3 separate regions of the Homo sapiens genome follow, and regions 2 and 3 are each linked to region 1. Evidence: read pairs that join two places in POLR2A ChIA-PET (ENCODE). Cell type or tissue: CD4-positive, alpha-beta T cell. All regions are shown on one strand. Links, peaks and the distances in the headings refer to the core of each region. The heading gives the core; the rest is flanking DNA. Region 1 has its middle 15 kb from the start of RCAN3AS. Region 2 overlaps NIPAL3 (NIPA like domain containing 3). Region 3 overlaps RCAN3 (RCAN family member 3).

Region 1 (9,272 bases), core at 913-5,912:
CCCTTTAGAGTGTGGGGCGCTGTGCCCCTGCACAGTCCACAGTGCCCAGGAAGCAGGCCCTGGATATCTGTCCAGCGGGGGCCTTTCCAGGACATTCAGGCGATGCCCACTTCTTTGGACTAAAAGTAACAAACTGGTAGGTTCTTAGTGTGAAAGCTGCTCTGAATCCAGCTCAAGACATGCCTCATCTAAGAGAAAGAGCACGTTCCTAAAAGTTGTAGGCATCAGTTTCCATCAAAATAAGTTACGGTGATTCAAAGAAAGAAGGAAAATAGACTCTGCTGCTCTGTGGGCACCTGCAATACACTGCTGCCTTTTGAAAAATCAAAGACTTGTAAATCAAGAAAAAGCTCAGCACCGCATGGGAAACCTTTGAAGTAAAAGAGAGATACACAGATGGTAGGGCTCTGAGTCAATTCACTTCAAGCCAAATCACCTGACACCAACAGCCTGATTGGTCGAATGTCCCACTTGGATAAATGTCTAATTTGGCCGGGCACGGTGGCTTACACCTGTAATAGCAGCACTTTGGGAGGCCAAGGCAGGCAGATCACCTGAGATCAGGAGTTCCAGATCAGTGTGACCAACATGGCAAAACCCAGTCTCTACTAAAAGTACAAACATTAGCCAGGTGTGGTGGCATGCGCCTGTAATCCCAGCTACTAGGGAGGCTGAGGCAGAAGAATCGCTTAAACCAGGGAGGCGGAGGTTGCGGTGAGATAAGATCACACCACTGTACTCCAGCCTGGGCAACAGAGAAAAAAAAAGTTTGTCTAATTTATATTTCAATTGGACCCTTATGTCTCAGGCCTCACCAAACCATGACTTTGGCTAATAATGCTTTTCCTTTTTCTATCAGATGATTACATCACAAGGTTCTAATAGCTGGAAATTAGCCCACCTTAATGTGACATTTTCTCTCCCCCATCCCCATCTTCTGTTTTTTGGAGACAGTCTCAGGGAATGCTTTGAGCATACCGTGTACTCTGCAACATCTCTTGGGTTTTCTCATCTTGCTCAGCTATTGTTGCCCCTCAAGACCAGCACACGGCAGCCCCCTGCTGCTCACCTCCCACTGCCAGGGGTTCCCCACCTGCTCTGCCTTCCACCGTGGGTTTTCCCCACAAGACAGGGCACAGGCCCTCAGCAGCCCCTGGAAATGGCTCCGTGTGAGCCTACAGGCCATGCCTAACCTCAGAAGACTTAATGAGCAGGGTTCCCCTCACCAATCCCCCATCCGTGTAAGCCTTCATGGCTCAAGGGCAGCTCTCTTTCCCTCCACTAGGACTCTCCAAGTACCAGAGAAGCTAGACCTGTTGCATTCCATTGGGCCCAAGTCTTTCCTCAAGAACTTAACTTACATCTCCTTTCTCAAAGAGCCCCACAGAGCTGGCCCTCCCAGAACTCAGGCAACTCAAGTCTTCACCCTTAACATCAAAAACTATTTCAGGCCAGGCAAGGTGGCTCAGGCCTATAATCCCAGCACTTTGGGGAGGCTGAGGCAGGAGGATCACTTGAGGCCAGGAATTTGAGACCAGCCTGAAAACATAGCGAGACCCTGTTTCTATAAAAAATAAAAAGCTAGCCGGGTGAGGTGGCTCACACCTATAGTCTCAGCTACCTGAGAGGCTGAGGTGGGAGGACAGCTAGAGCCCAGGACTTGGAGGTTAAAGTGAGCTATGATTGCGCCACTACACTCCAGCCTGGGCAACAGAGTGAGACTCTGTCAAAGAAAAAGAAAGGAAAGAAAAACATTTCAAATGGTAGATTTTTTTCAGCTTCAGATTTTCTTTTTTGGCGGGGGCGGTGGGGGTGGGGGCCAAGGTCTCGCTCCATTGCCCAGGTTGGAGTGCAGTGGTGCAATCATAGCTCACTGCAACCTCTAACTCCTGGGCTCAAGCGATCCTCTAGAGTAGACAGGTGGTCAGCACCATGCCAGCTAATTTTTTAATTTTAAACTTTTTTTCTATAGGTGAGGTCTCCCTATGTTGCCCAGGCTGGTCTCAAACTCCTGGCCTCATGCAATCTTCCCATCTTGGCCTCCCAAGGTACTGGGATTGCAGGTGTGAACCATCATGCCCAGTCCAGAATTTTGATTCAGGTCTTCACCAAGTACCCCATTGCATTCTGAGAGGAGGATGTCAATCCAGCCCGTCAGGCCACAGCGACATCAAGGCAAATGCTGGCAGCATTTGAAACCATTCAAGGGGCTACGTGTATTGCAGCAGGACCATTCACCATGATCTCTGGTTTGATGGCATAGGTGGGTTTTCTTTTTTTTTTTTTAATATATTATACTTTTAAGTTATAGGGTACATGTGCACAACGTGCAGGTTTGTTACATAGGTATACATGTGCCATGTTGGTTTGCTGCACCCGTCAACTCGTCATTTACATTAGGTATTTCTCCTAATGCTATCGCTCCCCCAGCCCCCCACCCCTGACAGGCCCCGGTGTGTGATGTTCCCACCCTGTGTCCAAGTGTTCTCATTGTTCAATTCCCAGGCATAGGTGGGTTTTCAGTGTCATCTAGATCTTTTGGGATGCTGCCTGCAGCATAGGTAAAAGGAAGACCACGTGGCCTGTCAAGTCATAACAAGCACAGGGCAGGACTCTGGGAGGCAGCATGGCATCGTGGCAAAGGGTGCCAGGCTCTGGCGTTCACTCTCTGAGATGACTTTGAGAAAGTACATAACCCCTCTGGGCCTCTGTTTCCTCATCTGTAAAACTGGGATAGTAATACTCCCTTCCTTGTAAGTGTTTATAAGAACTGAATATAGAACAATGCCTCGCACATGGTAAGACCTCAATAATATTAGCTGGGTTTTTTTGTTTGTTTTGTTTTGTTTTGTATTTCTTGAGACGGAGTCTCACACTGTTGCCTGGGCTGGAGTGCAATGGCGCGATCATGGCACATGCAACCTCCGCCTCCCGGGTTCAAGCGATTCTTCTTGCCTCAGCCTCCCAAGTAGTTGGGATTACAGCTACTGTAAGCCTGCCACCATGCCCGGCTAATTTTTTTTTTTTTTGTATTTTTAGTAGAGGAGGGGTTTCACCATGTTGGCCAGGCTGGTCTCGAACTCCTGACCTTGTGATCCGCCCGCCTCAGCCTCCCAAAGTGTTGGGATTAAAGGCATAAGCCACCGCACCCGGCCAATAATGTTAGCTGTTGTTACTATTTTTCTTTAAGCCATGAAGCAGTGTAAGTAGAGATGCAGCCACCAGGCAGGAGGCAAAGAGCTTTGTGCCTCCCTTGTAGCTTCCTGCCTTTCATGTGGGTCTTGAGGCTACATTTTGGACACAACAGGGAGGGAGGGGGATTACTATTCCAAAGATATCGATCCACTTCTCAACGAACATTTACAAGTTTAACTGTACCTCCAAATTTGTGGGTATCTTTTTGAAGACCCTCTTGGGGCCTCTGAGATGACAAAACCAGTCTGATTCCTGCTGAAGCCTTCTTAGTTGCCAAGATCAAGTGCAAGTTCTTAAGCTATTTTCTCTCAGCTCCAAACCTATTGGTGGCTTTGGAACAAACCTATTGCTGGAGCTATTTTCTCTCAGCTCCAAACCTATTGCTGGAGCTGGAACTCTCCAAACCATCTCTCTGCTTTACCAGCTGCTCCCTGTGAGGGGCCTGTGAGGGCAACTGAGGCTGGAGGAGGAAGAAAGGACTTGCTCTTTCTTATCTACTTCCTGTTCCTACACACATCACCCCAGGAACACAACTTTACTCTAGCGTAGCAGCAGCTGAATCTAGTTTTGCGATTCTTTCCAATTCTTGCACGACCAGCTTCACAGAACCTCCCCCAACCCAAGACAACAGCTCTCCTTCCTCAGAGGTCTATGTCCCAGGTCCACAGGGCCCCCTCCTCTTACTTTTCTTTTTAAAAAACTGTTTTCTATATATAATTCGCATACTATACAATTTATTCACTTAAAGTGTGCAATCCAGTGGTTTTAGTATATCACAAATATATGCATCACCACAGCTAATTTTAGAATATGTTCATCAATTCAAAAGAATACAGGAAAATAAAATAACGAGTGTTGGAGACGATGTACAGAAGCTGGGAACTCTTCTGCACCACTGGTGGGAATCAAAATGATGCCAAGGCGGGTGGATCACGAGGTCAGGAGTTCGATACCAGCCTGACCGACATGGTAAAACCCCATCTCTACTAAAAATACAAAAATTAGCCGGGCGTGCTGGCATGCACCTGTAATCCCACTTACTCAGGAGGCTGAGGCAGGAGAATCGCTTGAACTCGGGAGGCGGAGGTTGCAGCGCCACTGCACTCCAGCCTGGGTGACAGAGCAGGACTCCATCTCGAAAGAAAGAAAGAAAGAAAAAAAGAGGGCGGGGGAGGGAGGGAAGGAAGGAAGGGGAAAGGAAAGGAAGGAAAGGAAGGAAGAAAGGAAGGGAAGGAAAGGAAAGAAGGAAAGGAAGGAAGAAAGGAAGGGAAGGAAGGGAAGGAAGGGAAAGAAAGGAAAGAAAGGAAGAAAGAAAATGATGCAACCACTGTGGAAAACAGTATGGTGGTTTCTTTAAAAATTAAAAATAGGCCGGGCGCAGTGGCTCACGCTTTTAATCCTAGCACTTTGGGAGGCCAAGGTGGGCAGATCACTTGAGGTCAGGAGTTCAAGACCAGCCTGGCCAACATGTGAAACCCCAGCTCTACTAAAAATACAAAAATTAGCTGGGTGTGGTGGCATATGCCTGTAATCCCAGCTACCCGGGAGGCTGAGGCACAAGAATGCTTGAACCTGGGAGGTGGAGGCTGCAGTGAGCCAAGATGTGCCACTGCACTCCCACCTGGGCAACAGAGCGAGACTCCATCTCAAAAATAATAAATAAATAAGTGCAAGTCCAAAAAACATTTAAAAATAGAATTATCACATGATCCAGCAATTCTTCTTCTGAGTTATTTATACACACAAAAAAAGTGAAAGCAGGCATATTAGTCTGTTCTCATGCTGCTAATAAAGACATACCTGAGACTGGGTAATTTATAAAGTAAAGAGGTTTAATTGACTCACAGTTCCACATGGCTGGGGAGGCCTCACAGTCATGGCAGAAAGCAAATGAGAAGCAAAGTCACATTTTACATAGTGGCAGGCAAGAGAGCGCTTGTGCGGGGGAATTCCCATTTATAAAACCATCAGATCTTGTGAGACTTATTCATTACCAAGAGAACAGCATGGGAAAGAACCGCACCGGTGATTCAATTACCTCTCACTGCGTCCCTCCCATGACACGTGGGAATTATGGGAGCTACAGTTCAAGATGAGATCTGCGTGGGGGTCACAGCCAAACCATATCAGCATGGTCTCAGACAGGTATTTGTACACCCACATTTGCAGCAGCATTATTCATGATTGCCAAAGTATGGAAGCAAGCTAAGTGCCTATCAGTTGATAAAGGGAATGTGGTCTCTTCACATAATGGAATATCATTCAGCCCTAAAAATGAAGGAAATTGGCCTGGCACAGTGGCTCACGCCTATAATCCCAGCACTTTGGGAGGCCGAGGCGGGCAGATCACGAGGTCAGGAGATCGAGACCATCCTGGCTAACACAGTGAAACCCAGTCTCTACTACAAATACAAAAAAAAATTAGCCGGGTGTGGTGGCAGGCGTCTGTAGTCCCAGCTACTCAGGAGGCTGAGGCAGGAGAATGGCGTGAACCCAGGAGGGGGAGCTTGCAGTGAGTCAAAATCGCGCCACTGCACTCCAGCCTGGGTGACAGAGCGAGACTCCATCTCAAAAAAAAAAAAGTAGTAAATCCTGACCCATGCTACAGCATAGATGAACCTTGAAGATATCAGGCCAAGTCCGATCAGCCAGTCTCAAGAGGACAAATATTATGTGACTCCTCTTATATGAGGTACCTAGAGGATCAAATTTATAGAGACAGAAAGTAGAATGGCAGCTACCAGGGGCTGGGGGAGAGGGGAGAGGGAACTGCGAAGTCAATGGGTCCAGGGTTTCATGGGTACAGAGTTTCAGGTTTGCAAGATGAAAAGTGTTCTGGAGATGGATGGAGTTTGAGGTTGCAGTGAGCTGTGATGGCACCACTGCACTGCAGCCTGGGAAACAGAGTGAAACCTCCTCTCAAAGAAGAAAAAAATTGTTACCTAGTCATAAAGTATTACCTGGGTAACTGAACAGGTAAACGCTCTAAAAAACCATGGAGGCAGCAACTATAGAGAGCTATGTCCATTCCTAAGACCAAGGGAACCAAGGAAGAGGCTCTAATTATTACATCAGTGAAAATCTACTTAATACCACTGAATTGTATGCTTAAAAATAGTGAAAAGAGTAAATTTGATGTTAGGTGTATTTTACCACAATTAAAAAAGAAACCCTATACTCTTTGTCACTTCCTGGTACCCTTTAACTCCTAGCCCCTGGCAAGCACCAATCTACCTTCTGTCTTTATAGAGTTCCCTATTCTGGATTTTCCTAGGAATGAAATAATATATGGGCTTTGGTGATTGACTTTTTTGACTTAGCATAATACTTTCAAGGTTCATCCAAGTTGTAGCACAGGTACTTCCTTTTCATGTCTGAATCACCTCTTCTAAAGTTTAATCATTACAACCTCTTCCTTTGGTTCCCTTGGTCCTAGTGAGAGGTGACAATGTGTTAGCAGCCCTCGCTGGCTCTCAGTGCCTCCCTGGCCTCGGCGTTCACTCTGGCCACGCTTGAGGAGCCCTTCAGCCCATCGCTGCACTGTGGGAGCCCCTCTCTGGGCTGGCCGAGGTGGGAGCTGGCTCCCTCTGCTTGCCAGGAGGTGTGGAGGGAGAAGCACGGGCAGGAGTCAGGGCTGTGCGCGGCGCTCGCAGGCGCTCGCACTCAGAGCAGCTGGCCCGAGGCAATGAGGGACTTGGCACCCGGGCCAGCAGCTGTGGAGGGTGCACCGGGTCCCCCAGCAGTGCCGACCCACCCACCCCGCACTCAAATTCTCACAGGGCCTCAGCCACCTCTCCACAGGGCAGAGCTAGGGACCTGCAGCCCGCCATGCCTGAACCCCTCTCCCCCTGTGGGCTTCCACACTGCCCAAACCTCCCCGACGGGCACCGCCCCCTGCTCCGCCGTGCCCCGTCCCATCAACCACCCAAGGGCTGAGGAGTGCAGGCGCGCATCGGCAGGACTGGCGAACAGCTCTGGCACGGGATCCACTAGGCGAAGCCAGCTGGGCTCCTGAGTTGGGTGGGGGCTTGCAGAACTGTTATGACTAGCTGGAGGATTGTATATGCACCAATCAGCACTCTGTCTAGCTTGGGGTTTGTGGATGCACCAATCAGCACTCTGTGTCTAGCTCAGGGATTGTAAATGCACCAATCAGCACGCTGTCAAAACTGACCAATCAGCTCTCTGTAAAACGGACCAATCAGCTCTCTGTAAAATGAACCAATCAGCAGGATGTGGGTGGGGCCAAATAAGGGAATAAAAGCAGACTGCCCAAAGGGACAGTGGCAATCAGATTGGGTCTGGTTACTGATTGTGGAGCCTTTGTTGTTTGGCTGTTCTTGTTACTGCTCACTGTTTGGGTTGGCAGTGACCTTGTGAGCTGTAACACTCACCACGAAGGTTTGTAGCTTCACTTTTGAAGCCAGTGAGTCCACGAACCCACCTGAAGGAATGAAGAACTCTGGACGTGCTGTTTTTATGAGCTGAAGCCTCATGGTGAAGGTCTGCAGCTTCACTCTTGAAGTCAGTGAGACCGTGAACCCACCAGAAGGAAAAAACTCCGGTCGTACCATCTTTAAGAACTGTAACACCACGAGGGTCTGCGGCTTCATTCCTGAAGTCATGTTGAAGTCAGCGAGACCAAGAACCCACCAATTCTGGACACACTAGGAATGGACATAGCTCTCTAAAGTTGCTACCACCATGATTCTTTCGAGTTTTACCTGTTCAGTTACTCTGGTAATAGCTTTATGTCTAAGTAACAAATTCTTTTTTCTTGTTTGAGAGGAGATCTCACTCTGTTGCCCAGGCTGCAGTGCAGTGGTACGATCACAGCTCATTGCAACCTTGAACTCCTGGGTGTACGGAATCTTCATACCTCAGCCTTCTGAATGGCCAGGACTACCCATACACGCCACCACACCTGGCTAATTAAAATTTTTTTTTCGCAGAGATGGGGTGTCTGTTGCCAAGGCTGGTCTCGAACTCCTGGCCTTGAGGGATAGTCTCTTGCCTGGGCCTCCCAAAATTCTAGGATTACAGGCACAAGCCACTGCTCCTGGCCAACAATTCTTTATATTAAATTCTTTCTGTTTAACTCACTAATGTGATTTCTGTCTCTTCACTAAACCCTGATGGACACTTGAGAAAACTCAGACTCATTTGAATCGGTGGGCTGCTCAAGCCGCTGCCCATTTTTAATGTTCCATTTTCTCCTTTGCTCTCTGCCTGCCCCTTCTTCCTTCTGATTATGGCCATCTAGCTCTTATTTTTCACCATCTGCAGCTGAAGTTAATCAGGAAATAATATCTCCTCCCCCCAAATTCCAGGATTGCAACGTTTAAAGAGCAGCTCCTTCCAGTGTGGACCCGTAAGTACTGATGCCCTCGAAGATAACGGATCTGTAGTTAATTCAGCAGCTTCCGAATCTTTGGGCAAATGGGATTGAGTCTTTCTAATTTAGAGCAACACTGCAAGATGAAATCTCACCCAGCATCCAGGCTTGCAAACATGCTGAAGACATATTTCCATGCCCGATCTTCAAAATTATGCAAGAGTGTCTTTTTTTTTTTTTAAGACATGTTTCTTTTTAATGAAAATGCAATAGTTACTGATTGCCAACCTTGTTATTGAAAGTTTATACTTTTCTAGGTGCTGTCACAAACGGTTCATTTGAGCCCCCAAACCATCTTAGAAGGGCAGTACCACTTATTTCCACTGAGCTGAAGAGAGCCAGGCTTAAAGAATGTGAGGTTTGCTCGATGTTAAACAGCCACTTGTAGTTAGTAGCGCGAGCAGGATGGGAGCCCGAGTGTTCTGAAGATGTGAAGACTTTCAAGGAAAATGCCTGCAGCTTTGGTGAGATTGTGGAAAGGGGGCAGAGTCGAGGCGGGGGCGGGGGCTGGGAGGAGGCAGGTAGAAATTGATACAACCTTTCTGAAAAGTATTTGGAAATATGTGTACCAACATTCCCTTCCAGATAATAAAACCATTTCTATTAACAGCTAGATCAATGCAACAGAATAAATCATCCGGAAATACATATGTAGTATGTTCTTATATATTCAATCTTCAAT
Region 2 (5,000 bases), core at 1-5,000, 55 kb before region 1:
AGGTTTATAGTTTTCACTTCTGGGTCCCACCCTTCCCTGCCACACTCCCTGACTTGTCTCTGTGGCCACAGTGGCCTCCCTCTGCCCTTCTGCAGCTCTGCACTTCCATGGTAGTGAGTTAACACATTCTCAGGCTAGTCTGTGAAGACAGACTAAATCCTCGTGGATTTAGTCAACCACTCATCTGAGGCCATCTCATCTTGGTCTCTTGCGGTAAAAATAAAATAGCAGCTACCAGTTATAGGTGGAACCATATGAAACTACCATCTTTATGCATCAAAAATGGTTGAATATTGGCCGGGCATGGTGGCTCACCCCTGTAATCCCAGCACTTTGGAAGGCCGAGGTGGGCAGATCACCTGAGGTCAGGAGTTTGAGACCAGCCTGGCCAACATGGAGAAACCCCGTCTCTACTAAAAATGCAAAAAAATTAGCTGGGCATGGTGGCACATGCCTGTAGTCCCAGCTACTCAGGAGGCCGAGGCAGGAGAATGTATTGAACCATTTCTGGCAAATTTAAACTTGGCATTTTTTATTTATCTAACAGTATTGAGTACTGTTAGATACTGTTAACTGAAGCCCTTGGTATAAAGACCATTCAGTACCCACTATCAGCCTTCTGAAAAATATATAAGCTGTTCTTTATGTGTTGAAAATTTTACATCATTCCCTTTTCTCCTTGAATTTGTATTTCCATTCTATTTCCCTCACAGAATTTTATTCCAAAATTGGGCAGGCACTCAGAACCGGAAGAGGTTCAGAGAGCTCCGCTTTAGTGGCCTGAGCAGCACACTTTTATAGGTTGAATGCAGAAGCAAAGCAAAGAAATGGCTTGATTGGCTACAGATAGGTGCTTGCTTTATTTGGGTCTGATTGGAGGAAAGTCCCTAGTTAGAGGTTAGTTGATGCTTTGATTGGTTGTGCTTAAGTATCATTTTACTGGTTACATTGCAATTCAGTTTGCTTACATAGGAACCCAAGGCCCTACAGCTGTCTCAGCCTGATGGCCTCCCAGTGAAAATTTTTTCATACTTCTCTATAAGAAAAGATGTAGAATAGGTAATCAAATTTCATTTATTAAAATTTCCTTGGATATGAGGTTCAGAAGAGTTTATTTATTGGTATGATTGACTGAAAGCTGTTAATGCAGTGTAAAATTTTACAATGATTATTAAGCAAAAAAAGTATTAGAAATGAATATCTGAATGAGAAGAATAAGACTTTCTTTAAAAATTAATTTCTGTATTCAAGATAAATATTACTGATTGCTAGAATGAGGTAGAGTTTAGCATCTATTCTACTGCAAGTTTTGTTTCCCATAGCTAAAGTGCTAAGAACTTTATTCACATTAGTATAAGTACCTGGAATGGAAGGACTGTTGGTATAGCAGTATCACTAAATTCTTTTTTTTTTTTTTCCTTTTTTTTGAGACAGAGTCTCACTCTTGTTGCCCAGGCTGGAGTGCAGGAGTGCAATGGCGCGATCTCAGCTCATTGCAACCTCCACCTCCCAGGTTCAAGTGATTCTCCTGCCTCAGCCTCCAAATAGCTAGGATTACAGGTGCCAGCCACCACACCTGGCTAATTTTTGTATTTTTGGTAGAGATGGGGTTTCACCGTGTTGGCCAGGCTGTTCCTGAACTCCTGACCTCAAGTGATCCACCCGCCTTGGCCTCCCAAAGTGCTGAGATTACAGGCATGAACCACCGTGCTAGGCTCCAGTATCACTAAATTCTTTAAACTCCTTCCAAGTTACATGCTAAAAGTCACATCATGATAAACTATTTTCATCAGCTAACGATACAATCAGAGCCACCTTCATTTTTGTTCAAAGCAAAGTACTGGACACTCCTAATTACAACAACAAGATTTGTTTTGCTTTCACAATTTCTGTGACGTTTACCAAAAGGGCATTGTCGATTATGCCTGTAACTTTTTTCACCTAAAGGCACCTTGTGTTAACCTGATATATCTAGAAAGGGTCAGGGAAATTGAAATATTATTTTTACTATTCCTTTGCTTATGCTGTACTTTAATGCACATATATTTTTACATTTATTATGTAGTATAATGTATAAGTATTTGTACATATAGTTCAAGTATAAATGATTTTATTTTAGAACAAGCTTTGAATATATTTTTGTCAAAGCTTAGAGCAGGAAATTTAGCTCATTCAATCTGTGTAACAGATCTGGAATATAACCTAATTAACAAAGCTAGTCCTTATTTTCCAAACATCAGTCAAACCAGACTCTGGCTTAGGAATATTCCAACAAGGGCCAAACTATCCCATTCCAGTGTCATGCCTTAACAGGAATATGGATGACAGAGGGAAGAAAAGTCATTCTTGGGATGGGCGTTACAGCATCTTGATTATCACTAAAAAAAGTGGGAAACAAAATTTCAGAATTCCCCTTGATTTCCTGGTGGTTTTACAACTTGGCAATGTACCAGAGTAAGATTCTAAGGTAAATGAAGGACAAGCCTTTCTTTGATCAAACGGGAAAAAACTGCCGTGAAAGGTGAAATGAGAAAGCGGAACATACGAAAAGCTGGCAAAGAACATGGAAGGACATGAAGATAGGTGATCAAGTCCCCTAAGACTGTCAGTATCACCTTGTGGAAGAAAATCTCTGGCCCCAGTCCAAAGAAGATGGCCTTCTGGTCCTTGCAACCCTGATTTCTATCTTTTTAAAATTTATTTTATGACCTTTAAGTGTTCAAGTGAAATAATTTCTCTTTTAGAAACATAGTCCTAATAACATCACTCAGAGCCTCCCTGTCATCTCCAAGGCCAGGTCCAATGTCTTGGAATAGGGCTTCTCTGGTTTCTTTCCATCTTCCCTGGACCCCTTTTAAAACTGAATTAAAGGGGGTTGCCTTTAGTCAGTTCCCCGATCCCATTTTTCCCTGAGTCTTTTTCCCTTACACCAGCCATCTTTCTCTTCCTCAAAAGTACTTGCTGGTTCCCACCCCCGGAGCTTCCTATGCGTTGTGGAACAGCTTTCTGCACCCCACCCCCACCACTCCAGGTCTTCAGCCCTCCCTTCAGAAATCATTCTTCAGAGATGTCTTCCTTGACCACCCCACAACACACACACTAGATCAGGTCCCTGTCACGTAGAGTACCCTGTGCCTTTCCTGTGTAGCCCTAACCACAATGTGATTACGTAGTCAGTTCAATGTATGTTATGTGAGGACAAGGACAGGGCATGGCACAAACTAGGCACTGAAGGAACAAGTGACTGGAGTGCCATTCCTCCCTTCTCTGTACTTCTTGTGCCCATCTCTAATAGATTATATATATATATTTTTGAGATGGAGTTTCGCTCTTGTTGCCTAGGCTGGAGGGCAATGGCACAACCTCGGCTCACTGCAGTCTCCGCCTTCCGGGTTAGTGATTCTCCTGCCTCAGCCTCCCGAGTAGCTGGAATTACAGGCGTGTGCCACCATGCCCGGCTAATTTTGTATTTCTAGTAGAGACAGGGTTTCTCCATGTTTGTCAGGCTGGTCTCGAACTCCCAACCTCAGGTGATCTGCCCGCCTCAACCTCCCAAAGTGCTGGGATTACAGGTGTGAGCCATCGCGCCCGGCCAGATTGTAATATTTTTAGTGTCTGTATTCTGCACTAGCCTGGGAGTCACTGGGTCAAGAACCAATTCCCCAACTCCTAATAATAGCTACTATTTATTCAATACCTACCCTGTTCCAGGCCTGTTATAGAGCTTTATATATTATATAGTTTGACATAATAATTCTGAGCATGGGCTCTGGGGTCAGACTACCTGGGTTCCCATCCTTCTTCAGCCACTTACTAGCTATCTCTTATCCTCTGTGCCTCAGCTTCCTCACTGTAAAATTAGATGATAATAGTACCTGCCTTAAAAGGTTGTTATGAGGATTAAATGAGTTAATACGTTTAAAGTACTTAGAGTAATACTTGGCACATAGTAAGTGCTTGATAAATGTTAGTTTATGATTATCATTGTCGTCATCATCTCTAATCTTTACAACAAGGCTAGTCTGTCAGTTTCCAAAGGCTGAGCTCTCTCTAGTAAACCCGATCACCTCCCACTGGCATGTGCCTAACACGTAGGAAGTTCTCACGATGCCCTATTGTTAATGATGGATGACTCTAACTATGATAGCTAATATTTATTGAAGGCTCTGAGAAGCCCCATAGTAAAGAAATCTGTATCCGTAAACCCTCTGACTTGTGCTAGGAATCGTGCTTTGTTACTTCCATGGGTTTATCTTGTTTCATTCTTGCAGCTGCCCTGAGGAGTAAGTACCGTTAATAACTCCATTTTACAGTTGAGGAAACAAATGCCCAAAGATATGTCCGAGTCACAGTGTCATGAAGGACAGAGGCTGGATTCAAGGTGAGGTCTGCCTGACTCTAGAACCTAACCTCTGAATAACCACACTCCACACACTTATTGTGCTGGAGCAGTTCCTTAGGATTACGATGTCCTCTTAGTTTCCACAAGATACTGTACGTTGTAGGTTGCCTTCTGCAGTCCTCTTCAGGCCACAAATGGGTTGAGGGGGTTGGGTATGCTCTGCCTCAGGCCAGGTGCCATGTGAAGGTTGGAAGAGGAGGCCAGGCATGTAAAAAAACCTCAGGCTGGAAGTCTGAGAGCCTAAATTTTAGCTATAGTCCTTCCATACTGCCTTTGCCACATAATATTAAGCCAAGTAGTTCAGGTCTTGTGCCCAGAGTAAATTCCTCCTTTGACATTCCACCTTTTTCTGAGCACTCTCTCAATTATTGCCATTTATTTGTGCTTAGATTAAGTCACTTATTCAGGAAACATAAACTGAGTTCCTTTTATTGATTGGGAAGGAAAAGAGAGACATGGAGGCTCCAGTTAGATATAATTTCCAAATGAAAGGAAGGCAGAATTCTGTCTACCCATATTGGATGATTAAGTTTTAAAAGGAATTAAGAAATCTGTGACAATAATAGCATAATGGGTGGGGGAGAGAGATGGGAACTAT
Region 3 (10,894 bases), core at 2,989-7,988, 54 kb after region 1:
GGGAACAGAGTCGACACCCAGCGTGGTGGTTCATGTCTGTGAAAGTGAAACTGAAGAGGAAGAAGAGACAAAAAACCCCAAACAGAAAATTGCCCAGACGAGGCGCCCCGACCCTCCGACCGCAGCGTTGAATGAGCCCCAGACCTTTGATTGCGCGCTGTGAGGCCCTTGGTTGTGGTGCGAGGCGGCTGCCCTGGTGGGCTCTGGCCATGGCGCTCTGTGCCTGCGGCCGATGCGTTGCTGCGAACAGCATAGGTGAGACTCTGCCGAGTGAGGTATAGGTCTTCTCACCACGCCTGTACTGCAGACACGGTCGTGTAGAGTAGCAGCTGATTTGACCTGTCCCAGATTTTAAGTGATATTCCAAAAGGGACTTTACATTAAAGGAGAAGCCCCCAAGATGTGGCCACCCTTAACCATTTTTAAATAGTAACAAATTAGGAAAACAGCTCCCCTCCCCTCCAGCCATGTAAGTCCTCCTGATTCTGTATCACATGAGACACCAAAAACTGGAAATGTAGTCACACCCAGTACAGTACCATTTTTATGAATTTAAAAATAGTCTTATAATTTTAATTGTTTGTGGGTATTTTTCTACTGGTATAAATAGCTTCTAATTAATAAATCGATCAAAGGTTGTTACTCAGTATACATGAAATTTTTTGCAGGAAAAGAAACCAGAAATACAGAATAATTCATAGAAATCATGGTTCTCAAGTATTTGTTCAATTAGCTTTGGGGAAGAAATGCCAAATCCACTTTGAGGATGAGTCTTACGACACAGATCCACCCACATGTTGCTCTTATCTGGAATTTGGGACAAAGCAATGCACAGGCCCTCATTCCTGATGTGGCGCCCTCCAGACATGGCTGCCCAGGAAGGACGGCCACTTTAGAAGTGGGACGTATCACCAGTAAGCTTGAATGATTAGGATCGCAGGTGGCTACTGCATTCTGCCGTTCGTGACCGTGTTCTAGCCTGTAGACCACCCAGCTACCTTCATTCACCAGTTTTTATCCTTCACCTTTTCCAGTATCTTGTTAACCACTAGTTCTTGAGTTTTTTGGCTATGATGTGTACGTTTATGTATGTCATTCATGGACTTTCAACTAGAAAAGGTAATGATAAGGTTTTCTGAAGACCATTTGTAAATTGTCCATTTAACCATTTTTCAGCTTGCTTTGAAACAAAAGTCACACCTACTATTTTTCTATGAATTAGGGAATGAGGGGGAGATCATTCAGTTTTACTTTTCTTTTTGTTGAAATTTTGTACCCGGATTGCAGTTGGCACTTTTCCTAAAACAGAATTGTTTCCCACTTAGGTGTCAGAATGTACCTTTGAACTTCCCTAAGAAGCAGCAGGATCTTTTTAACTCTCTCTGGTCTGTTTAGACTTTGAAGTCCCTTCTGTAGAAAAGTCTCATAACTGAGAAGGCTCTGTTTTGGGCCGGGTGGGTCTGCTGGCCTCCACTCACTGTGCTGTTTCCTTTGAGTGGCACACTTGGGAAGCTCCGGGGCATGTGAAGGAGCTGCAAACATGAGAACTAATGAACCAAGGCGGCTGCCACCAGGAAGGAACAGAACGCAGGCATTCAACCATGACGTCTGCACAGTGTTAGTAACATGTCATTGTGGTTTCGTTCTCACTGTGGTAAAATTTATTTCTGAGCACTTAAACTGTGTTGCATACCCCTAATTTTTTTTTTTTCTGTATCTTCCTTGCCCTCAAATACCCTGAGGTGATAAACTGTTCCAGTTGTAGCCAACTACCACTGCTAGGCCTCAATGTAAATTCAGTTGAAATTTGCAATTCTATCAGCAATTTAATGTATTGAATTCAGATCATCATTTGTCATTTTAACCGACAACCACCCAATAAATTTACTCTGCAGTTCTGAACTCAGCATTGTGCCCATTTTTTACTGCAAGATGGACCCTGTATGCCAGGAGACATGTATTATCAACAATTGGGAATTTTTTGAATTTCCTTTTAGGTAATATTGATTCACTGTAATTTTCTAAGTGATCAAAACCCATGAGATTTTGTTATTTGGCTTGGCTTTCATTCTCTGCCTGCCCATTAAAGAATATTCTATTCCTAACACATAAAACATTTTACAGTCAAGCAGTGCAAATTACAGTGCTTTTCTATTTTTTTTTTGAGAGCCTTGAATAAATTGAAGAAAACTTTAAACCAAAATTAGAGACGAGTCATTTAAGCTTTTCTGAATGGAAAGTATTAATATTTTCATTTTTCTAGTATAATATAATAAAATGAATTTTTTTAAAAAAGCTACTAAGTACCCATCAACTTTTTCATATTGTGAAATGAACCAGGATCTTAACAGATACTATCATCGCTGTCCTTTTTTGGCTGTTTAATATCTAGTTCATGTAACAAATTTACAAGAGATAAGTCTCATGGTTTTTTTTTTCTTTTAATAGGCTTTTCTGCAATTTTTTTGAAATTGAGTTATTACTTGGATTTAACCCTGATAGGACCAGGTGTGGTGGCTCACACCATAATCCCAGCACTTTGGGAGGCCAAGGTGGGTGGATCCACCTGAGGTCAGGAGTTCAAGACCAGCCTGACCAACATGGTGAAATCCTGTCTCTACTTAAAAAATACAAAATTAGCCTGGCATGGTGGCACATGCCTGTAATCCCAGCTACTTGGGAGGCTGAGGCAGGAGAATTTCCTGAACCGGGAGACGGAGGTTGCGGTGAGCCGAGATCACGCCATCGCACTCCAGCCTCGGCAACAAGAGCGAAACTCCGTCTCAAAAAAAAAAGATTTAACCCTGATTGATAGTATAGTAGCCATGTTTTCTTTAGAAATCATAACCTCTTCATGGGAATCAAACTATGTTGAAAATTGTGAGGAAAGATAATGGTGCTTTGTGTTGGGAAAAAAACATTTGTGAAGGATTAGAAAACCGTAACACTTAACAAGGATAGTCACAGAACCGACGCTGCATTGGCTCTTAGGTTCTAGATTTTTGTAGCACACTCACCTGATGAAACCAAAGACAAATCCATGTAAAAAGTGTTCCAGTGAGCATCTCTGAGGTTTAAGGTACTAAGAGGCAGAAGTGGATAGCAACAGTTCCATTGCCTTCGAGAACTAAAACTCAGCTGGAAAGCAAATTAGTCTTTTCACATTCTGCTTCTTCAAAATGTTGTACTCAAAAACATACCAGTAATTAAGAGCCAAAGCAAAGCTTCAAGGAACTTTTAAGTTCAACATAAAGGTTTAAATAAAATATTTTTTATTTTTTATTTTTATTTATTTATTTATTTATTTTGAGACAGAGTCTCACTCTGTCGCCCAGGCTGGAGCGCAGCCGCGTGATCTCGGCTCACTGCAAGCTCCGCCTCCCGGGTTCACGCCATTCTCCTGCCTCAGCCTCCCAAGTAGCTGGGACTACAGGCGCCCGCTCCCACGCCCGGCTAATTTTTTTTTTTTTTTTTTTTATAAGTAGAGACGGGGTTTCACCACGTTAGCCAGGATGGTCTCGATCTCCTGACCTAGTGATCCGCCTGCCTTGGCCTCCCAAAGTGCTGGGATTAACCAGGCGTGAGCCACTGCGCCCGGCCTTAAATAAAATATTGTAGTCATTAATGGTGTGTTTGAATTGAAGAGATACCAGGAGATAGAGGTGAAGTGCAGTACTTTTATTCTTTAAGAATATAGTCTTTAGCCAGGTGCAGTGGTGTGTGCCTGTAGTCTCAGCTATTTGAGAGGCTGAGGTGAGAGGATCACTTGAGTTCAGGAGTTCAAGACCAGCCTGGGCAACATAGCAAGTCCCTGGCTCAAAAAAAAAAAAGTTTCCCATTCATATTAACTCCATCTTTTAAAAATGTCATGATTACAAAGTGAAAAGATTTGGCTTTCTTAGAGGCTCAATCACAGAGGTGAAAGTGACCTTGGAAATCATATACTCTATCCCCATGTTACACAGATTAGAAAAACTGAGGTTATGGCACTGACTTAGGCACCCCCAGCAAGGCAACCCAGGGACTACAACTGGCAATCCCAACTCCTGGGCTAGGGCTTTTTCTACCTTTTTTTGCATTGGCCTCTTAAAGAGGCAATGAATACTAATTCCTGGCATCAGAAAAAAAAAAAGGCATGAGGTGGGAGGATTCTTTTTTCCCTGATGGGAAACAGTGAATAAGAAAAATCTCATCATTCGATGGAAGAGGTGACTTAATAATTTTATTAATGAATTTGATGTCCCATGTTTTGTAGTTTTGTTATCATTGAACCATTGGGGCTGGAATCTGCCTAAATAATTTTATCTTGGTAGCCAGCAATTATGTTGGTATTTTATGTGGGCCTTCCCAGATTTTCATATTAATGAAATGACTAATAGTCGTACTTAAGAGGTAACTCTACTAAAGCAGAATGAGATCTAATATGTTGTGGAAATAAAAGAGTTTGCAGTGGAATGATACTCTCACTCCGTGCTTGTAAAATTGAGTTCTATTCAAGACGGAACTGCTATGACTGGCCTATTCAAGGCTTCATATTTTTATACAGACTATTTCACAGACCATAGATTTATTTTAAAAGGGAAAATCTCACACATAATTAAGCAGTGGAAAATGTGCTCAATGCTATGGTGCGTCAGGCCCTCTGTCTACCAGGTTTCTCCCCTTTCTGCAGAGCTGTGGACCCTGTACGTACCAAACAGGTGAACTTGGTCCATCTTTCCTTCTTCCTTTTTTTGCACATTTGCATTTATATCTTCCTGTACTAAAAGAAACAAATTATTTATAATTGGGGTGACAATATAAAGGAACAAAAGATGGGGCAATAGTTGCTTCCTAGCTGGAGCTGTAAGTCCATGTTACAGAAACTCACTATTTAAAAAGTTTTAAAAGATTTATGAACCTTGTCCTACAATTCGCTGAATACTTATTTGTCTTTTAAACTCCCCTCGGTGTATGGATCATCTTCGTCAGAATGCCGTTGTTTCATTGTGAATCAGGGGAAAATGTTAATCATTTGGAGACTGTTTTCTTATTACCAAATGTACAATCCATAAGACAACTGAAAGCAACAACTGCTGGGTTCACTGACAAAGATTATAAAAATCATCACGTTCAAAGTAGAGTTTTTAGCCAAGGTCAAGAACTAACCTGGGGCTGAGTCAGCGTCTCTACCCACTTAAATAACAGCGTAAAGATCTTTCACTAAATTCGTTATGTGGTCTGTCTGGATGTAAACCTATATATTTCCTTTTGAAACAGAATCATATCCTGCAGACTCTTGGCACTCCTGCATAGCTTTGACCGAATGTTCACTCTCATCGTAATGGAAGATTTCTATCTATGCAGATAATACATGTTTTTAAATACTGTTTTCTGTTTAGTCCTCAATCTTCCTAACTCAAATTGGGGACTGAGGAGAGAGAAAGGTGGTTACCCCTGTTACCGTGCCATATTCTTCTTGCTGCTTTTCAACCCCACGTGATTGTTGATTGACGGTTCTGCTATAATGTGCGTGCCCTTCAAGTTTCAGAAAACTTTCCCAATCATTTCACTTCAATCTTAATTGAACCCAAGAGTCAAAGTTATTATTTTCTCCGAACGTGTTTGTGATCTTCTGTTATATTTTGGGGCATGTTACCTTTATGGTATATAAGCTGTAGTGCATACTCTTTGTATTGCAAAAAACTGGTCAGTAATTTATGTACATGTATTCCACATTTTAGTGTGCTTGAAGTGACAATCCATAGTTTGTAGTAGTTTGTTATTTGTCAACTTTACCCTGTGTTTTAAGGACATCTAAACATTCCTTGTCCTATCAAGATGACAAAAGCAGAATGTAATTTTTTTTTGGAAGCTTCGTGATTACCTGTAACAAGTTCTGTTTTTAAAACGAATACAAATAAAGTTAGTAACTATTTTTAAATCAGTCCATTGAGTTGAGTTTTTTTGTGTGTAGTATTTTCAATACGCATCACTTACATTTAGCTAATAAGACAGAGAAGTGCAATATTGTGTTTGTTCCTTTCACAAGAGTCCTGTTGAACATTAATGCCGTGCAGTGCCAGAGTTCAAGGTGGTGAGTCACTGCTCACTCTGTAAATAACCACTGCACTTTCAGCTCTTCCCCAAGAAACCTTTTACCCTGGTTTCCCCTTTGGTTAAAAATGATTTATTCCGGGTAAAGACTTACTTTTTGTCTCGGTTAAAAAAAAAAAATCTCCAAAATGTGGAACTATAAATGACAGTAGAGGTTATCTAGTGCAGTGGGATTTCGAATACTTATTTTTAAGCCATAGGACTCTGCTCTTTGTTCAAATGAAATCTTACACAAAGCCAATGTAAAACTATTACAAAAAGGAAAGGTAAACAAAGCTGCTCCTTTTCAAGGGGCTGGGGGAAGAATGGGGACCTGAGTTCAACCCCTGTGAGAGCTCAGCAGAACAGACCCAGACACACCCCTCTATTGCCCCTGCCTCCCTCCACTTCCTCCTCCATCCCAACCCCACCCCCAACACACCTTTACAAGAAAGTGGCCCCAGAGGCATTGCCAAATGCACACATCTGGATGGTCATGGACCTGGGACTAGAACCCATTTCTTGACATTCTTTCTACCACACTCCACTACTTTGTTACACCAAAATCTAATTTTTCTGGATAAATGTATCTGGATAAAAAGGTTCTTGATATTGTTTTGTTTTTGAGACAAGGTCTTGCTCTGTCGCCTAGGCTGGAGTGCAGTGGCATGAACACAGTTCACTGCAGCCCCAACCTCCCAACTCAGTCTCCGAAGTAGCTAGGATGACAAGTGTGCACCACCACACCCGGCTAATTTTTGTATTTTCTGTGGAGACAGGGTTTCCCTATGTTGCCCAGGCTGGTCTCTAATTCCTGATCTCAGGCGGTCCACTTGCCTTGGCCTCCCAAAGTGCTGAGATTACAGGCATGAGCCACCGAACCTGGCCTTTTTTGTTTTTAAAAAACTAAAGCGGAGTCGCTGAGGACATTTCCACTTTGAAGTTTTTCCAAGCTGTGTTCTGTGGGGCTGCCTCCAGGGGGCGCCATGCTTCCAGGTTCCTGGGGCCTTTCACTCCTGCTTCAACTCTCCTATTATTTGCTATACCTAAAGGTCCTAGCATGTTTTCCACTTGAGCTAAGGATTCCTTGGCTAAAACAGAAAATTGGAAAACCACTGCAAAGAACCTAGGACAAAACACACACACAAACAAATTTTTTTTCTGAGACCAAGTTTCAATCTGTTGCCTAGGCTGGAGTGCAGTGGCGCAATCTCACCTCACTGCAGCCTCTGCCTCCCGGGTTCAAGCAATTCTCCTGCCTCAGCCTCTCGAGTAACTGGGACTGCAGGCGCACGCCATCATGCCTGGCTAATTTTTGTATTTTTAGTAGAAACAAGTTTCACCATGTTGGCCAGGCTGGTCTTGAACTCCTGACCTCAGGTGATCCATCCACCTCAGCCTCCCAAAGTGCTGGGATTACAGGCACGAGCCACTGCACCCGGCCAAAAACAAAATTTTTAATGCAGAGTAGGAAATACAAGAATCAAGATTTAAGTAATTTACCTAATAGACTGGCTTCAAGTTAAACGCATACAATGTATGTATCAGATGTATCAGAGTCCTATTATCACTGAGAAGTATGTTTAAAGGGCAGGAGTGAGCCACCACTATGTTCCTGCCCTCAATGAACACATTAAAATGTTCTAATCTAGAAGAAGAAAAGATTAAAATTCTTGCACACACAGGAAAGATCTCATCTTGCCAAGCTTCCCCGGGTCTTCTGAGACATAGAAAGTATAAATGTAAGCAATTTGTAGATTAGATATTTCAGTAAGGTATTTCAAAGTAAGTTACTTGGGAAAAGTTTGTGGTCCGAAATGTTTGGAAAAGTTAAATGCTGAAAATTAAAAGTTAAAGACCTAAATCTAGAATGTAAAATTACTAATAGAACAAATTGTGGGAGAATATCATTGTGACCTAGAGGCAGGGAGAGACTTCATAAAACTTTAAAAGCATAAGCTATAAGGTAAGAATTCTAATTGGTTACATCAAAATCAATGATTCATGTTCAATGAAGAATGCCATGAAAATGTTCACACAATAGGGAGAAATATTTGCAGTCCTGATGTTACCGGAAAGGGCCCTGATCCAGACCCCTACAGGGCATTTTTAGATCTCATGCAAGAAAGAATTCGGAATGAGTCCACAGAGTAGAGCGAAAGCAAGTTTATTTTATTTATTTTTATTTTTTTGAGACGGAGTTTCACTCTTGTTGCCAAGGCTGGAGTGCAATGGTGTGATCTCGGCTCACTGCAACCTCCGCCTCCCAGGTTCAAGCGATTCTCCTGCTCAGCCCCCCCGAATAGCTAGGATTACAGGCATACACCACCACGCCCGGCTAATTTTGTATTTTTAGTACAGACGGGGTTTCTCCATGTTGGTCAGGCTGGTCTCGCACTCTGGACCTCAGGTGATCCACCCACCTCAGCCTCCCAAAGTGCTGGGATTACAGGCGTGAGCCACCGTGCCTAGCTGAGTAAAAGCAAGTTTATTAAGAAAGTAAAGGAATGGGCCAGGCATGGTGGCTCACGCCTGTAATCCTAGCACTTTGGGAAGCTGAGGCAGGTGGATCATTTGAGATCAGGAGTTCGAGACCAGCCTGGCCAACATGATGAAACTCCGTCTCTACTAAAAATACAAAAATTAGCCAGGCGTGGTGGTGCGCACCTGTAGTCCCAGCTACCTGGGAGGCTGAGACAGGAGAATCGCTTGAACCCAGGAGGCGGAGGTTGCAGTGAGCCGAGATTGTGCCACTGCACTCCAGCCTGGATGACAGAGTGAAACTGTGTCTCAAGTAAAAGAAAAGAAAAGAAAGTAAAGTAAAGGAGTGAAAGAATAGATACTCCATAAACAGAGTAGGGCGTTCCCAAAAGCACAAGGGGGAACGTGCCTGCCTAAGATACAATGCTTGTTTATATATAAGATAAAGCAAAAATCATGGCGGAGATGTGCTCTACTACAAAGGTTTGTGACAAAGGACTGTTAATCTTTGCGTAACTGCTGTCTTCCACAAGCATCTATATTATTATCTTTAAAGCGAAACATATTCTTAAACTAAAAATGCTTTTGTTCTTAAGATATTGGGACATCAGGACATTTCCTGGGTCTATTATTTCCCATTAACATTAACATTATTAACTTGTACCCTTAACTGTAAATATCCTGTGACTAAGTACACCTAACCTCCTAGGAATGCAGTCCAGTAGGTCTCAGCCTCATTTTACTGAGCCCCTATTCAAGATGGAGTCACCCTGGTTTGAACACCTCTGACACTAACACAGGGGAAATAACTATAAAATGCAAAGAGATTCTGCAAATTGACAAGGAAAAGCAGCCCAATAGAAAAATAGGCTACAGGATATGAAAAGTAATTGACAGAAAAGGAAAACAATGAGCCTATGAAGAAATACTAAAACCTAGTAATCAGATAAAGTGCAAATTAAAATGACAAGATGCCATTTATACCTATTGGATTCTCAAAAATGTAAAAGCAATTAATGCCAAGTATAGCCAGAGGGAGGGCATATAGGAAATCTGATATAAAACTGGTGGAAGTATAGACTAGTTTAGTCATTCTGAAGAACAAACTGGCAGTCCTTGGTCATCTAAGTAAGAACAAAACCTCTGACTCTGCAGTTCTGCTCCTGGAGATAGATGAGACAGAGAGAGAGATGTCCCAAGAATATCCCAAAGGGATTCTCACACAGGGCCATAAAGAGCTATGTTGAGGATGTTCATTGCACCATTATTTATGGAGACAAACTGGTATTTGCAACTGGAAAATGAACACTATGGAGAACCATGCAGCAAGAGTAGCCATATACACAGCCACATGGATATATCTTGAAAACAGCTGAGTGCCAAAAGGAGGAAGATGTATCTAACATTTGCATTATGTGAAGTACTGCACAAAGACAGTAATGCACTTTGCAAGAATACATATAAATAAAAAGATACACATTAAACATATATCTCCAAACATAAGAGGCATCTTGCACAGATCAAGGATAATGTGCAAGATAATTGCACACTGATCAAGGATAATTGCAGGATAATTGATTAAGGATAATAAGTCTGATTTACTATGAGACTTTATATCACCTTTTGATAGACTTTAAAGGGTTAACAGATTCTTTTTTACTTTACTACATTATGTAGATGAAAATTCTTTATTAAATGTACTCCCATATGGATGGAAAAAAATATACTGTATCATTCATTCTTCTCTGAGCTACAAATGAAGAGCGTTGCATGTGGTTTGACTCTAGATTCACCATTTCCTTTTGGTTCAAAGAAGTAATCAGGTTAATTCGCGGCCTGGTGCTATCTTTCTTAAATATCTTTTGAATAATTGAGATCTTTGATGGGAAATTATACAGTATTCTGTCCTGAGAGATTTGACCAGGCTCCTTCCCCCAAAGGAGGAAATTAAACCAAAAATGATTTCTCAGAAATTGCCTGAGTAAGCCCTGTGAATGAAAGGTCTTTTATGGACTAAATGGACTAGCCTCCTCTGACTTATTTCCTTGATAACTTCAGTTACTTGGCAGGCTATTTATTCTATCCCATTAGATATTTCTAACAACTGTTGGAAAGTCTAGAATGGAGATTTGTCTCCTTTGCAAATGAGAAGCAGCCCTTGGGCATCCTGCTAATCCTAGATACTGTATACTAATGACTTCTATTGTGAAAGGGCACAGAGCTACCCTCCTGCTTAGTTCCTGTCTCTAGATGTGTCCAATTATATGAATTGAACACTTTAAGGTGTGTTTTCCCGGAGAGAAGTTAACTAGTTGTTCATGCTAGAGAAAAAGGAGAC

What was found. Peaks named below come from ENCODE experiments on the same cell type or tissue, not always from the same donor. Only the 100,000 strongest peaks of a DNase experiment are listed, where the experiment ranks them.
Region 2: POLR2A ChIA-PET joins it to region 1 with 5 read pairs; 10 of 35 experiments call an interaction of 5 or more read pairs at or near these places.
Region 3: POLR2A ChIA-PET joins it to region 1 with 5 read pairs; 9 of 35 experiments call an interaction of 5 or more read pairs at or near these places.

What each region holds. Positions count from the first base shown.
Region 1 is chr1:24,483,203-24,492,474 of GRCh38, forward strand. No RefSeq gene overlaps it. Among named protein-coding and RNA genes, the nearest start is that of RCAN3AS, 15 kb to the right of the region's middle. In CD4-positive, alpha-beta T cell, for the core only: a CTCF peak has its summit at 3,325; DNase peaks (open chromatin) are centred at 1,139, 3,269 and 5,189; H3K4me3 peaks cover 1,133 bases; H3K27ac peaks cover 2,352 bases.
Region 2 is chr1:24,428,833-24,433,832 of GRCh38, forward strand. All of the region lies in intron 2 of NIPAL3 (NIPA like domain containing 3), which reads left to right. Among named protein-coding and RNA genes, the nearest start is that of NIPAL3, 16 kb to the left of the region's middle. In CD4-positive, alpha-beta T cell, for the core only: no CTCF peak of the experiment used is centred there; no DNase peak of the experiment used is centred there.
Region 3 is chr1:24,535,115-24,546,008 of GRCh38, forward strand. It overlaps RCAN3 (RCAN family member 3), which reads left to right. Exons shown (of 5, transcript NM_013441.4): 5 at 1-5,926. The coding sequence ends at 163. It overlaps NCMAP-DT (NCMAP divergent transcript), which reads right to left. Exons shown (of 3, transcript NR_109781.1): 3 at 4,160-4,762. Among named protein-coding and RNA genes, the nearest start is that of NCMAP-DT, 15 kb to the right of the region's middle. RefSeq lists enhancers at 183-242, 217-868, 869-1,518, 1,345-1,434, 5,945-6,239. In CD4-positive, alpha-beta T cell, for the core only: a CTCF peak has its summit at 7,077 (motif pointing right); DNase peaks (open chromatin) are centred at 6,077 and 7,057.